3 separate regions of the Homo sapiens genome follow, and all the other regions are linked to region 1. A link is a contact called in ENCODE Hi-C or POLR2A ChIA-PET data. All regions are on one chromosome and are shown on one strand. The core of a region is the stretch at or near the end of the contact, and the rest is flanking DNA. Distances in the headings are between cores, read along the strand shown.

Region 1 (5,080 bases), core at 1,791-4,290:
CACACACACACACACACACACACACACACACACACACACACAAAATTAGCCGGGCATGGTGTCAGGCACCTGTGGTCCCAGCTACTCAGGAGGCTGAGGCAGGAGAATGGCGCGAACCCAGGAGGTGGAGCTTGCAGTGAGCAGAGATCGCGCCACTGCACTCTAGCCTGGGCGACAGAGCAAGACTCTTCTCAAAAAAAAAAAAAAAAAAAAATTAAAAAGAAGTAACCTCTTGACAATCACTATGGCTCTCCCCTGCTTTTTTCTCTGCAACACATCATCATTCTAATACACTATTACACTATTCTAATAGTGTAATACTACATCATTCTAATGTAACACTACATCATTCTAATACACTATTAACTTGTCTTTTCTGTCTCTACAGATATCCATGTTTACTAGAATGTAATATTAAGCTCTTTTGAGGACAATAATTTTTTCTTTATTTACTACTACAGCCCTAGAACCTAAAAATCATTCCTGGAACATAATAGGAGCTCTGAAAACATTTCTTGTTTAATGAGTTAAAAACTTAGGAACTAAATTACAACTAGATTTTGTGGAGCAAAACATGCCAAATAGTCACAAATTTAAAATATATGGTTTTCTTTCCTTTTGAGCTGGGGCTTCACTCTATTAACCAGGTTGGAGTGCAATGTTGCGATCTTGGCTCACTACAACCTCCACCTATCAGGCTCAAGCAATCTTCCCAACTCAGACTCCTGAGTAGCTTGGACCACAGGTGCACGCCATCATACCTGGCTAATTTTTTGTATTTTTGGTAGAGACAGAGGTTTACCATGTTGCTCAGGCAGGTCTCACGCTCCTGAGCTCAAGTGATTCACCCGCCTCGGCTTCCCAAAGTGCTGTGATTTACAGGCGTGAGCCACCACACCCAGCCCAATTTTTTTTGGGATGCAGTCTCGCTTTGTCGACCAGCCTGGAGTGGAGTGGCGCGATCTTGGCTCACTGCAACCTCCATCTCCCAGGTTCAAGTGATTCTCCTGCCTCAGCCTCCCGAGTAGCTGGGATTACAGGCGTGTGCTACCACACCTGGCTAATTTTTGTATTTTTAGTAGAGACAGGGTTTCACCATGTTGGCCAGACTGGTCTTGAACTTCTGGGTCTTGAACTTCTGACCTCAGGTGATCCACCCGCCTTGGCCTCCCAAAGTGCTGGGATTATAGGCATGAGCCACCGCGCACAGCCAACTCGGCCCAATTTTTAAAAATTGTGGTAAATGGCCGGGTGCGGTGGTTCATGCCTGTAATCCCAGCACTTTGGGAGGCTGAGAAAGGCGGATCACGAGGTCAGGAGATCGAGACCATCCTGGCTAACACGGTGAAACCCCGTTTCTACTAAAAATGCAAAAAATTAGCCGGGTGTGGTGGCGGGTGCCTGTGGTCCCAGCTACTTGGGAGGCTGAGGCAGGAGAATGGCGTGAACCTGGGAGGCGGAGCTTGCAGTGAGCAGAGATCGTGCCACTGCACTCCAGCCTGGGCAACAAAGCGAGACTCCGTCTCAAAAAAAACAAAAAACTGTGGTAAGTACACCCTTATTCTCAATATGTCTAAGAACCAGCTGGGGCTTGATGTACTCAAACTCAGGTTCATCTCTCTTTTGTACATGTATTTATCTCCATGCTACCTGTATAGGCTTTTAAATTCCCAGAGGATGGAAATCCCATCTCTCTAAAGCTCTCCTTGAAGATGCTAGTACAGCACTAGTAAGGAAGAGGTATTCGTTCTAAGGTGGAACACGGTCATTCCAAGGTAAATGAAAACTGAAATGCACAGATTAAAAACTTTCACCTCTCACTCTCTTTCCTATTAAAGGAAGCATAAAAGGGGAGAAAAAGTTGAGTGCATGCAAGGAATGGAACTATATACAAGGGAAGGGCCCTGGCAGGGTGGGTACACAAGGGAGGAACACGTGAGGGGGAGAGGACCGCCCCGATTGGCATGGACTACCTCATCTGACCACCGTCGTCAACTCTACTGCGACAATCTTTTTTCTTTTCTTTCTTTCTTTCTTTCTTTCTTTCTTTCTTTCTTTCTTTTTTTTTTTTTTGAGACCGAGTCTCACTCTGTCGCCCAGGCTGGAGTGCAGTGGCGCGATCTCAGCTCACTGCCACCTCCGCCTCCCAGGTTCTAGTGATTCTCCTGCCTCAGCCTCCCAAGTAGCTGGGATTACAGGCATGCGCCACCACGCCCTGCTAATTTTTGTATTTTTAGTAGAGACGGGTTTTCGCTATGTTGGCCAGGCTGGTCTCGAGCTCCTGACCTCAGGAGATCCGCCTGCCTCAGCCTCCCAAAGTGTGGCGTGAGCCACCGCAGCCGGCCTACTGCGAGATTCTTGAGGCTGCGATGTGAGGCCCTCCAGGTGCCCCTCCCGTTCCTCCACTGCAGAAAGTTCTAGCAGAAAAAATCAGGTCTCTTACTCAGACTTCAGGCCCCCTGTGGCCACCGGCCCGCCTCAAACACTAATGGCCGGCCGCCTCTCTCATTTTCCGCCTCTTCTCCACCTGGAGACACGCTCTGAGCTCCTAGACTAAATCCTTCTGATGTCTTTCCAGAGGCCTCACAGGGTTTTCCCTACTCATAATCAAAGAGAAATCCCAGCGGGCTTCTCTGGGTCTCCGCTCACTCTGGCTCCCGGGGCGTACCCGGTCTCACTCCTCAACTCCAGGCGGGGATCTGGGATAGGAGGTCGCGGACCCCTGCGAATCGGATGAAAACTGCTCTCCAAGGATAAGCGCGGAAGTGAAGCCTCCTTCAAGAGCCAGAGCGGCCATCGCCATAGGGAAAGAAAGGGCAGGGGAGGGACTACAAGACCAACGTCCCGGGAAAGCCCGGGAGGACCGCTGGTATCCTGAACCCAGACCCACGGCCCCATCCGGCTCCTCAGCCCCTCCCCCCGCCTTTCCCCAACCCACCCTGCCCAAAGCCCTCCTGTCCCCACCTCTGGCTGCTGGCACGCGCCCGACCTGGGGCTGCCCTGACGTGGCTTCGAGGTGGCCGCGTCCCGCTGCCTCTGCAACGGCACGCGCGGCCCCGCCCCCAGGTCCTCTTCTGACCAATAGGGATTCCGTCCTGTCCCAGGGCCCCGCCCCGCCACGACAGGCAGCTAACGGTTTTAACTGTCCTAACGGCAACTCGCGCGGCCCCGCCCCCAGGGTCTCCTCTGACCAACTGGGATTCCGTCCAGTCCCCAGGGCCCCGCCCTCGCCGCGACAGGCAGCTAACGGTTTTAACCGTACTAATGGTCTCAACCGCGCTGATTGTGGGCCCCGCCAAGCTGCCTGCCTGGCGCCACACCGCTGCACGCCACACCCAGCCCACGTGCACCCCATGCAACGTTCCCTCACACCCCCACACTCACGCCGGAATGGCCACCCTCGGCCCACCTGGCATGCAGATCTACTCACTTGTCGCTCGACCTACACTCCACTGTGTATGACCAGAACAAGGAGGCCCTGGTCCCCAGGAATGGCAAGGCGCCACCTGTGAGGACAGCATGTGGGGTGGAACTGGTGGCCAGGGGCCAGAGCACAGATGATACTTGGGTGGTCTGAGCAAGGGCAGGACAGGCGGAGCAGCTGGCACGAGAGGCGCCGTGGGCAGATGGGGACATCGAACCGGGCCCCTGGAGGAAAGAGAAAGGAGGCAAGAAATCTTCTGAGGTTTCTGGCCTGCTGGATGCTGGAGTGGCCTGAGGGCAGGGACAGTGCGGGTAGGCAGGAAGGATCTATGTAACTCTGCCTCTGGTGCTTATAGATGACTTAGAAAGCAAAAAACATGCTTGAGACCAGCCTGGGCAGCATGGCGAAACCCCAGCTCTACAAAAAATTAGTCCGGCGTGGTAACACATGCCTGTGGTCCCAGCTACTCGGAGGCTGAGGCGGGAGGATCGTTTGAACCTGGGAGGTAGAGGTTGCAGTGAGCCGAGATCGCGTCACTACACTCCAGCCTGGGCGACAGAATGAGACCCTGTCTCAAAAAACAAACAAAAACAGGATGCAATCACCAATGGAGTATAAATGGAAAGGAGATTGGATTCAGCCCCAGGACACACCAGTTTAGAGGACTTTGGAGATGAAGGAAAAGCAGCCAAGGAGTTGGAGCAAGCCTGGTCAGGAGACGGGGAAAGACACCAGGAGAATGAGGCATTCTGGAAGGCACTTGGAACTGCTTCAAAGAGGAGGCAGAGATCAGCTATGACAAATGCTGCGGATGTGTTCAGGGAAGATTAGTTAGAATTAACTTTGAGTGACCTTGGTAGGAGCAGTTACAGTGATGTAGTGAGGATGAAAACCTGATTTGTGTATGGATTCAAAAAATCAAGAGGAGAGATTTGGCATATCCATACAATGGACAACTACTAAGCAATAAAAAGGAATGAACAATGGATACAACAACATGAATAAATTTCAAAATAATTACGCTGAGTGAAAGCCAAACACAAAAGAATACATACTGTATGATCCCATTTATATAAAATTCGAGAAAATGCAAATTAATCTATAGTGACAGAAAGCAGAGGTGTGGCATTGCCTGAGGCAAATGAGTGCCATAAGGAAAGATTACGACTAGGCAGAAGGAAACTTGGGGTGATGAACATATTTACTATCTTCTTCTTCTTTTTTTTTTTTTTTGAGATGGAGTTTCACTCTCAGGAGTTTCACCCAGGCTGGAGTGCAATGGCACAATCTCGGCTCACCACAACCTCCACCTCTGAGGTTCAAGCGATTCTCCTACCTCAGCCTCCCAAGTAGCTGGGATTACAGGTGCCTGCCACCACACCCAGTTAATTTTGTATTTTTAGTAGAGACAGGGTTTCTCCATGTTGGTCAGGCTGGTCTCAAACTCCAGACCTCAGGTGATCCACCCACCTCAGCCTCCCAAAGTGCTGGGATTACAGGTGTGAGCCACCACGCCTGGCCATATTTACTCTCTTGATGGCAGTGTTTCAGAGGTGTATACATATATCGAAATGCATCAAATTGTACATTTTCAATATGTGCAGTTTATCATGTATTAATTTTACCTAAATAAAGCTATAAAAATTAAAACATGGC
Region 2 (5,080 bases), core at 1,418-3,917, 97 kb before region 1:
AGGTCAGGAGATCCAGACCATCCTGGCTAACACGGTGAAACCCCGTCTCTACTAAAAATACAAAAAATTAGCCAGGCATGGTGGCGGGCGCCTGTAGTCCCAGCTACTCGGGCAGCTGAGGCAGGAGAATGGCGTGAACCCGGGAGGCGGAGCTTGCAGCGAGCCAAGATTGCGCCACTGCACTCCAGCCTGGGCGACAGAGCGAGACTCCGTCTCAAAAAAAAAAAAAAGTTGAGGCAGGCTGGGCACGGTGGCTTACCCCTGTAATCCCAGCACTTCAGGAGGCCGAGGCGGGCAGATCACGAGGTCAGGAGTTCGAGACCACCCTGACCAACATGGTGAAACCCTGTCTGTACTAAAAATACAAAAATTATCCAGGCGTGGTGGTGCGCGCCTGTAATCCCAGCTACTCAGGAGGCTGAGGCAGGAGAATCGCTTGAACCCGGGAGGTGGAGGTTGCAGTGAGCCAAGATCGCGTCACTGCGCTCCAGCTTGTGTGACAGAGCAAGACTGTGTCTCAGAAAAAAAAGAAAAAAGAAAAAAAAGAAAGTTGAGGCCGGGCTTGGTGGCCAACACCTGTAATCCCAGCACTTTGGGATGCTGAGGCGGGAGGATTGCTCGAGGCCAGGAGTTTGAGACCCTGTCTCTACAAAAAATAAAAATAAAATAAAAAGGTAGGACCAGATGGCAATTTGAATTTGTATAATTTCAGCAGTTCTTCAGAAAGTACTCTAAAGAATTAAGAATAAAATGAAGCAATGTTTGGAAGAGAAAGAGATGGCCTAGCCCCCATGCTGCTGCCTGTGTATTGAGGAGGATGCTGACATAGAGGTCCTGCTTATTTGCTCTGCTTCTGACTCATCTGTACCCTGACCTCACCATACATTGTTTCTAGAAGGGCTCCTCTGCCCCTAGTGATGCCTGCTTCTCCTAATGCATTTCGCACCCTTTGTGGGGCACCCCTGTGACCTTGACCATCTCTGTCTTGCAGTACCGTGTGACTGTGCCGCTGATGGGGGCTGTGTCCGACCTGTGCGAGGCTCTCTCCAGGCTGTCTGGCATTGCTGCAGAAAATGTAAGGCGGGGTGATCAGTGGCACTCGGTCTATTTGGGATACTTCATAGCATTTGGAGTTTACTTTCAACCTTGAAGCCACTTTTTGGGGTTGTTGTTATTGCCAGCACAAATGTGATTATTTGTGTGTGTCTGGATGCCTCACTCACTATGCACATTGTGACTGAGACTGTCCCTTCCAGCTCCAGGAAACACTATCTTTCCTTCATTGGGTTCACACTAGCCGTGGTCAAAGGACCAGGAGTAGGGCTCTGCTGTCAGATCTGTGCACTGAGGGTGGCATAGAGACTGCAGACTATGGAATACTCCAGAGGCTCTGGACAACTGCTGGTTTCTGGTTAGCACCACACTCCTCGCCCTTCCTGCCAGTCGAGGGCAGATGCTACCAGCATGTTCAATTCTGATGGCAGCCATGCTGCTCCCCCTTGGGCCTTGGCCCTCAGCTCTCTGGGGCTGTTTGTGTGGTGGTTTCTCTAGAGGCAACATTTGAGTATGAGTATTTTTTTTTTCATTTGTTTCTGGGTTTTAAGCAGTTAGTAGGGGCACTCTTAGCCATTCTGTGGTCTTTCTGTTACTGTTCATTCTTAGATGGTGGTCGCAGATGTGTATAATCACCGATTCCACAAAATTTTCCAAATGGATGAAGGTTTAAACCACATCATGCCTCGGGATGACATTTTCGTGTGAGTACTCAGCAGTTTCTGCTGCAGGTCAGGTCAGAGGACACATTCTAGAGACTTTGCTGCATTCATATCTCCAGAACAAAAATGTGGGCAGTCATTGCTCATGTGGATTGGCCCTGACCCCTGGGTGCAAGAGATGGGTATTGAGGGCATCGTGGGCAGCCATCAGTGCTCAACCCCTCCTGCCCTGCAGAGCTAAACATTCTGATAACTCTCCTCAGCACAGCCACAGCCTTTTTTCAACAGTTTTGCCTATGAAGAAGGCCAAATCACTGCTCCTACAGATGGTCCTACCATCAGAGATGCCTTTCTTAAGAGGAATCCCAGCTGTGTGATGGGAAGATGGTAGTAGGGGTGTGGTACGGAAGGATCTTGTCCTTTCTCTGCCACAGGCTGTAGCTTCTCAGCGAGTACCATGATACTACCATCCCCAATGCAGAAATGACAGGGCTGATTTAAACAGCTGTTTTCAGCTCAAACATTCTGTAAGCTCTGAGACTGAGTTTCTTCATCTCTGTGAGGACAATACAAAGGCCTCCTCTGCCTTCCCACATGCTGCTTCATGGCTGCTCTGTGTAATTGTGTGTGTGTCCCTCTTCCAGGCACAGTGGTGTAATAACTTGCCGGCTGCTCCCATACATGAACTTGCCTGCTGCTCCCAGGCAGCCACTTGCCCAGGAAGTATGGAGCACAGCCGTACTGTCCCTCCCTCTTTACCTCTCACTCAGGAACTTGCCTCTGCTGAGAAAGGGTTTTAGGATTTTGTTTTGGTTTTTGTTTTTGGCTGAGGAATTCAGTATGTAAAGGAGATAGTTCCTTCCCTTTACATTTTTGGGCCTATGACTTCTAGATCTCTCTAAAAGGAATAGTTCCTAGCCACACCCAAGATCTATTTCTGTTCTCACTTGCACAGACACAGCCAAGAGCTGACACTGTGCCAAGGGCTAGAACATGGGAAAGTCCACTTTCACATATAACCCCAAGCCCTTAACATGGTCTCTGTAAATTCCAGAAAGTAGTGTTTTCACACACCTGAGCTGAAAGGAACTGGAGGATTACCCTGTGGGGAGCTTAGCAGACCACCAACAAAGGAATTTTCAGAGGGCCTATGGGCCAACCATTGGAAAAACAAATTCTTTTATAGATGAATTTGAATTGACAATTGTTTTATGAAAGCAATAGTAGCATCTGGTATTTTTATTTTATTTTATTTTATTTTTTTAGACGGAGTCTCGCTCTGTCTCCCAGGCAGGAGTGCAGTGGCGCAATCTCGGCTCACTGCAAGCTCTGCCTCCCGGGTTCATGCCATTTTTCTGCCTCAGCCTCCCGAGTAGCTGGGACTACAGGCACCCGCCACCACGCCTGGCTCATTTTTGGTATTTTTAGTAGAGCCAGGGCTTCACCGTGTTAGCCAGGATGGTCTCAATCTCCTGACCTCGTGATCCACCCGCCTTGGCCTCCCAAAGTGCTGGGATTACAGGCGTGAGCCACTGTGCTCGGCCAGCATCTGGTATTTTTTATTTTTTATTTATTTATGTTTTTGAGATAGAGTCTTGCTGTGTCACCCAGGCTGGAGTACAATGGTGTGATCGTGGCTCACTGCAAGCTCCGCCTCCCAGGTTCATGCCATTCTGCCTCAGCCTCCTGAGTAGCTGGGACTACAGGCGCGTGCCACCACACCTGGCCAATTTTTTGTATTTTAAGTAGAGATGGGGTTTCACTGTGTTAGTTAGGGTGGTCTCGATCTCCTGACCTCGTAATCCGTCCCCCTCGGCCTCCCAAAGTGCTGGGATTACAGGTGTGAGCCACTGTGCCCGGCCTGCATCTGCTACTTTTTAATGTGTTGTACACTGTGCTACTAAATTATTTAATTCTTACCACACCTTTTAAAGTGGGTAATCCCATTGTCCACCGAATAAATAGACTAAGAAGTTAGGTGCTTATTACTAGCAGCCAGAAAATGGCAATGTGGACCTGGAACCTGGGGCAGGTGCACTCCAAGGCCTGGTTCTTTACCACTATGCTGGACCACAGTATTTACTCGAGAGCACACCTTGGACATTTTTATGTATTAGAAATTCCTCCTTCATAAACTTCAGTCAGGACTGTTTGCTAGGCATTTGGGGAGGGGGGGGTGTGTGTGTGTGTGTGTGTGCGCGCGCGCGCGCACACGTGCATATGTTTAGTTTCAAAATTTGAATCAGTAAGTTTGTGTCTCCCCCTATAGGAAGAGGGAAAGACTACAGTCGGTTGCCAGCAATTTTGGTAACATCTGTTCCAGGATAAAACATCTATAAATCTCCTCAATCCCATGTATTCACTAAGTAAGACACATTTTTCAAAATCATTGATTTGTATCTAGCAGTTTCTTTGGTTATCTCTGATGTTTTTCAGAATTAGATACGATTCTTTCACTTCAGTGTTTTTGAACAAAGATGACAATTACTTTTATAAATTTGCTTGCTCATTTGGAAAAAAAGAGTTTGGCTAATATCCTAGGTGTACATCTTTGTACAATATTTGGTCTTATTAAAGGGCAGGGCACTCAATGCTTTTTTTTTTTTTTTTTTTTTTTTTTTTTGAGATGGAGTCTCGCTCTGTTGCCCAGTCTGGAGTGCAGTGACAAGATCTTGACTCACTACAAGCTCCGCCTCCTGGGTTCACACCATTCTCCTGCCTCAGCCTCCCGAGTAGGTGGGACTGCAGGTGCCCACCACCATGCCCGTCTAATTGTTTGTATTTTTAGAAGAGATGGGGTTTCACCGTGTTAGCCAGGATGGTCTCAATCTCCTGACCTCGTGATCCGCCCGCCTTGGCCTCCCAAAGTGCTGGGATTACAGGCGTGAGCCACCGCGCCCAGCCAACTCAATACATTTTTTAAAGATGAGCTCTTTGATGACAAAAGATGAACTTGGTGGCTGGACCCAGCTGTGTGCCTTTGTGTTCAGAGTGATGATCTGAATGATGGCTGTTATCTGTGTTGGGTCCCAGTTGAAGGACCACAGAGTTTGAGGCCGTGGTTGGAAGAAGGAGTATCACGGTTAGCCCTCAGCCCCAGGTTGTATAGGTTCACATTGTGCTGACAATGGTCCTTCTAGGGATTCCTGACTCAACCTCTAGAAACGTCTTGGCAATAGTTATAGCCACCTTTTCTACTCAAATATGCTCTGTCCCAGTAATCATAGCCCTGGCCACCACATAGCTTCAGCTCAGATCTCTGTTGTTCACAAGGACCTACTGCTAAAAGTGCCCTCTTGTGTGATTGACGCAGGTACGAGGTCTGCAGCACTTCCGTGGATGGCTCGGAATGTGTCACGCTTCCA
Region 3 (5,080 bases), core at 1,030-3,529, 79 kb after region 1:
GGTGTAGATGTTCCTCTCACAGGGCCCTGACTTGTTCTGTGCCTGGCAGGTGTGTGGGGCACCAGGGGATGCACCCTGTGCTACAAGCCCTTGTGGGGGTGCCGGCTGTCGAGATGAGGATGGGCAGCCGCGCTGTGGGGGCCTCAGCTGCAATGGGGCAGCGGCTACAGCAGACCTAGCACTGGGCCGGGCCCGGCACACACAGGCAGAGCTGCAGCGGGCACTGGCAGAAGGTGGTAGCATCCTCAGCAGAGTGGCTGAGACTCGTCGGCAGGCAAGCGAGGCACAGCAGCGGGCCCAGGCAGCCCTGGACAAGGCTAATGCTTCCAGGGGACAGGTGGAACAGGCCAACCAGGAACTTCAAGAACTTATCCAGAGTGTGAAGGACTTCCTCAACCGTGAGCCTCCCACGTGTCCCAGGCCATGTGGTTGTCCCCTTTGGCAACTCCCGGTGTCTGTATCTCCCTTGGTTCATACTTGAGCCTCAGGGACTACACTGGATTAGTGTTTATGATCCCTTGACTGGCTCCTGAGTTATTGCCCATATGTGGTCCCAGGTCCATGTTCTTGAGTCTGAGCCCCTTGTATAGTCCCTGTCCTTGTGATTATATCCTTATGCCTGGTAACAAACCCCTATCCCATGTACATGTCCTGAGTCCATACCCCAAAACTGTATCCTCATGCCCATGCTGGAGAATCTATGTTCTTAAGTTCTTGCTGTGTCCCTATAGAGGAGGGGGCTGATCCTGATAGCATTGAAATGGTGGCCACACGGGTGCTAGAGCTCTCCATCCCAGCTTCAGCTGAGCAGATCCAGCACCTGGCGGGTGCGATTGCAGAGCGAGTCCGGAGCCTGGCAGATGTGGATGCGATCCTGGCACGTACTGTAGGAGATGTGCGTCGTGCCGAGCAGCTACTGCAGGATGCACGGCGGGCAAGGTCTGACCCCATCCCTGGCCCCTATCCCTGACACCTGGTTTTGATACCTCCAGGTTCTGATTCCCCCTTCTCCCCAGGAGCTGGGCTGAGGATGAGAAACAGAAGGCAGAGACAGTACAGGCAGCACTGGAGGAGGCCCAGCGGGCACAGGGTATTGCCCAGGGTGCCATCCGGGGGGCAGTGGCTGACACACGGGACACAGAGCAGACCCTGTACCAGGTGAGGTCTTCCTAGGACATCAGTGGGACAAGGTTATGGGCATGAACCGTAGATCTGTGTAACCTTTGGCTCACCCATGGCAGGTACAGGAGAGGATGGCAGGTGCAGAGCGGGCACTGAGCTCTGCAGGTGAAAGGGCTCGGCAGTTGGATGCTCTCCTGGAGGCTCTGAAATTGAAACGGGCAGGAAATAGTCTGGCAGCCTCTACAGCAGAAGAAACGGCAGGCAGTGCCCAGGGTCGTGCCCAGGAGGCTGAGCAGGTGGGTTGAGGCAGAGCCAGCTGGAGAAGGTAGGGGTGGAAGATGGGCCTCCACTGAGCTACCACGCTAACCTAACCCTCTACATCTGCAGCTGCTACGCGGTCCTCTGGGTGATCAGTACCAGACGGTGAAGGCCCTAGCTGAGCGCAAGGCCCAAGGTGTGCTGGCTGCACAGGCAAGGGCAGAACAACTGCGGGATGAGGCTCGGGACCTGTTGCAAGCCGCTCAGGACAAGCTGCAGCGGCTACAGGGTAAGAAATGGGGCACCAGAGACACAAGACTGCGGGAAACCCCCCCTAAACTGACACCTGCCCTTCCTAGAATTGGAAGGCACCTATGAGGAAAATGAGCGGGCACTGGAGAGTAAGGCAGCCCAGTTGGACGGGTTGGAGGCCAGGATGCGCAGCGTGCTTCAAGCCATCAACTTGCAGGTGCAGATCTACAACACCTGCCAGTGACCCCTGCCCAAGGCCTACCCCAGTTCCTAGCACTGCCCCACATGCATGTCTGCCTATGCACTGAAGAGCTCTTGGCCCGGCAGGGCCCCCAATAAACCAGTGTGAACCCCCACTGTGTTGTCTGGACTCTGATTTGGGGCGGGCGGGGGAGTCTCCAGGGGAACCTCGAGGTTGCCCCCAGCAGAACCCATGCACCGCTAAGCCACCCGAGCACCGCCTCCTTCCGCTCGGGCCCGCCCCGGAGCTGCGGGTCGCTCCGAGCCCATTCCCGCCGGAAGTGCGTCACCAGCTTGGCGCTCCGCCTCCCTCGGCCTTAGCTAGAAGTCGAAACAAAACAAGCCGCTAAGGCGGTGGCGGCGGCGCCGGGACGGGGGAGGGGCGCGCCGGAACCGGAACCGACCTGCGCCGGAACCGGAACGGAGAGCGGGTTGCCAGGGCCCGAAGAGGGCTGGCTGCGGCGGTCTCGCTCGGTGAGTGGAGCAGGCTGCAACTCGCTGGCTTGGCCGCAGCGGGGAGGCCGCAACGCGCGGCCGCGGCGGCCTGTTCAAGGTCACGGGCCGTGCCAGTCCCTACCCCTAGTGCCCCGCAGCGTGCCAGCCCACTGATGCCGGCAGGGCCGTTACGCTATGCCTGTGGCCAGCCTCCCACCTGGGAGAGGACTGGCGGCCAGCGAGGGCAACTTCGTGGGAGAGGTGGTGGCGGGCTCGGGGTTCAGAGGCTGAAGCTGGGTCGCAGCTCGACCGGGGCGCTGATCTGTGGTCAGTAACCCCGCGCTGCCATTTCAGGCCGGCTCGGGTCTCTAAACAGCCCCTTACCCGCCTCGACGTCCCTGGGGCATGGGGGAGGGACGCGACCTTCGGCTGGGGCCTGGGTGCAAGAAGGAGGCGCCGGTGGCAGGTGTCATTAAAGATCCAGCCCACCAGTACCACATCTGACCTGTAGAAGGGTATCCTGCCATCCCTCCTTCCTCCTTTACACACTTAGGGGAACACAGACTAGTCATTATCTGTCCTGCTACTGGTTCAGGCCAGGCTTGAGGCTGCCAGGAGTCCTGGATCTGTGGTCCTCCCCAGCCTCATCTCAGTATCTAGTTTCAAGACCTTCATTTTGGAGGAGGAAACAGTCCAGAATCCACTGGTGGGTCTGTGGGAAACTGTAGTGGTCCTTGTGGCTCAGAGCTCATGAGTGAAGGCATCTGGGAAGGAAGGTGATAATTTCTGTTCCAGTCTCAAACTGGATGCCCATCCTGCCTTAGTACTGGAGCAGGGTTGCTGCTGAAGAGGTAGCGTGACATCTAGATACACTTTTCAGTCCCTTTCTGCTTGGGACAGCAGCTGGGGAGAGGACTTTCTCTTGAAATGAAGAAGGACCAAGCAGTACATAGGAGCAGGTTCTTGCCAAGGGTGGGAGCTGGCAGGAGGCAGGTGGAGTGCCTTAGCCCCAGGACTTTTTCTGGGCAATGGTAGAACCTGGGTTGAGCCTGTTTACAGCCACAGAGCCTGGTTCTCCTGCGGCTTGTCTCCTGTCCTGCCTTCCTCCTCCACCTTCTATTTCTCCAGTGGTGACTAAGCAGCCAGTGAGAGTGAAGGAAAAGTGAGCACCCTGCTCGGAGTGCCAGCCCTGTGGGCTGGAGCCGTGGCTCCTCTCCAGATTGGTGGAGTAGCCTGGTCCCAGGCCATGACTTCCTTGACCTGGTGCCCCCTCAGTGAGGCTTTCACCTGTGTGGGACTGTTATGGTGGGTATCTATGAGGCTTGGCCAGAAGTGGTTGCTGCTACTTGCATTATTTATTACCTCTTCAGAATATCCTGAGAGTGTCCAGGGGTACTTAAGAGATGAGAAGATACAGCTCTGTAGCATTAGTGTCCTGTGTTGCTGAGCCCTGGGTGTAGCTAAAGAGCAAGTTGTTGGGTCTTGGCAGTGATCACTGGCTTCTTTCCATTAGGCTGTCCGTTCCTTGCTGGAGAATTTGGCCACAAAGAGTTGCCAAGATAGCTGGGCCAGGAAGAAAGCGCCGCAGCCCTGACCCAGACGCTGTTGCCGACCCCGGGGCACTCTGGCTGTCGACCAAGCGGCTCAAGATGTCTGGCGGGGCCAGTGCCACAGGCCCAAGGAGAGGGCCCCCAGGACTGGAGGACACCACTAGTAAGAAGAAGCAGAAGGATCGAGCAAACCAGGAGAGCAAGGATGGAGATCCTAGGAAAGGTGGGAGTGGCATTCCCAGAGTAATTGTGGCCTTCTCTGCCTCCCATCTTATTGGTATACAGATTGGGGTTTGGGAGATGACTTTCTTGTTCTTCTCTCTGTCCTGGTTTGATGATGAGAGAAGAAGGACCCATGATAACCTCAGTAGAGCCTCAGCTTTGAAGCCTGAGTACTTGGCTAAGATCCAGAAGATGGTGCTGTTGGGGGGCTTGCCTTCTTTCCTTTTTAAACTTTTTTCTTTTTTTTGAACCTGTTCTTTTTTTCCTTTTTTTTTTGAGATGGAGTCTCATTCTGTAGCCCAGGCTGGAGTGCAGTGGTGCAATATTGGCTCACTGCAACGTCCACCTCCTGGTTCAGGTGATTGTCCTGCCTCAGCCTCCCAAGTAGCTGGGATTACAGGTGCATGCCACCACGCAAGGCTAATTTTTTTTTTTTTTTTGAGACAATGTCTCACTCTGTCATCCAGGCTAGAGTGTAGTGGCGTCTTGGCTCACTGCGGGCTCTGCCTCCCGGGTTCAAGTGATTCTGCTGCCTCAGCCTCCCAAGTAGCCTCAGCCTCCCAAGTAGCTGGGATTACAGGTATGCACCACCACACTCAGCTAATTTTTGTATTTTTAGTAGAGACGGGGTTTCACCATGTTGGCCAGACTGGTCACAAACTCCTGACCTCAGGTGATCCACCCACCTCGGCCTCTCAAAGTGCTGGGATTGCAGGCGTGAACCACCGTGCCTGTCCCTTTTTTTTTTTTTTTTTTAAAGGCAGGGTCTCACTCTTGCACAGATTGGAGTGCAGTGCAGGTGTGATCGTAGCTTACTGCATCCTCAAAGTCCTGGGCTCAAGCAGTCCTCCTACCTCAGCCTCCTCACCATGCTTGACTAATTTTTCTTATTTTTTTTTTAGAGACAGGGTCTCGATATGTTGCCCAGGCTGGTCTTGAACCTCTGGCCTCAGGTGATCCTTCTGCCTCAGCCTCCCATGCAGCTGGGATCACAGGCTCAC

Evidence for each region. Hi-C counts contacts between places; a loop is a spot of excess contacts on that map. ChIA-PET counts read pairs that join two places held with the same protein, here RNA polymerase II (POLR2A). Pooled maps may share reads with other maps.
Region 2: a loop to region 1 is called in a pooled map, with 2.4 times the contacts of the local background. The contact joins the enhancer-like site here to the promoter of IHO1 in region 1. A Hi-C loop is called at or near these places in 3 of 50 pooled maps. POLR2A ChIA-PET finds 5 or more read pairs at or near these places in 5 of 52 experiments (BJ, H1, HepG2 and 2 more).
Region 3: a pooled map shows a loop between it and region 1 (2.5-fold over the local background). The contact joins the promoter of USP19 here to the promoter of IHO1 in region 1. A Hi-C loop is called at or near these places in 3 of 50 pooled maps. POLR2A ChIA-PET finds 5 or more read pairs at or near these places in 7 of 52 experiments (AG04449, B cell, GM12878 and 4 more).

Annotation. Positions count from the first base shown.
Region 1 is chr3:49,197,458-49,202,537 of GRCh38, reverse strand. IHO1 (interactor of HORMAD1 1) reads right to left here and starts at 3,040. Exons shown (of 8, transcript NM_001135197.2): 1 at 2,965-3,040.
Region 2 is chr3:49,294,547-49,299,626 of GRCh38, reverse strand. USP4 (ubiquitin specific peptidase 4) reads left to right here. Exons shown (of 22, transcript NM_003363.4): 12 at 992-1,075; 13 at 1,663-1,757; 14 at 5,029-5,080. Among named protein-coding and RNA genes, the nearest start is that of C3orf62, 20 kb to the right of the region's middle. Within about 2 kb of position 2,667, at least 11 of the 41 ENCODE cell types and tissues checked have a DNase peak (open chromatin) inside an H3K27ac peak, as active enhancers do.
Region 3 is chr3:49,118,022-49,123,101 of GRCh38, reverse strand. USP19 (ubiquitin specific peptidase 19) reads left to right here and starts at 2,279. Exons shown (of 27, transcript NM_001199161.2): 1 at 2,279-2,346; 2 at 3,821-4,080; 3 at 4,982-5,080. The coding sequence starts at 3,957. LAMB2 (laminin subunit beta 2) reads left to right here. Exons shown (of 32, transcript NM_002292.4): 27 at 50-398; 28 at 732-939; 29 at 1,017-1,158; 30 at 1,242-1,418; 31 at 1,510-1,669; 32 at 1,740-1,988. The coding sequence ends at 1,876. RefSeq lists enhancers at 1,002-1,990, 1,991-2,980 and a silencer at 2,099-2,418.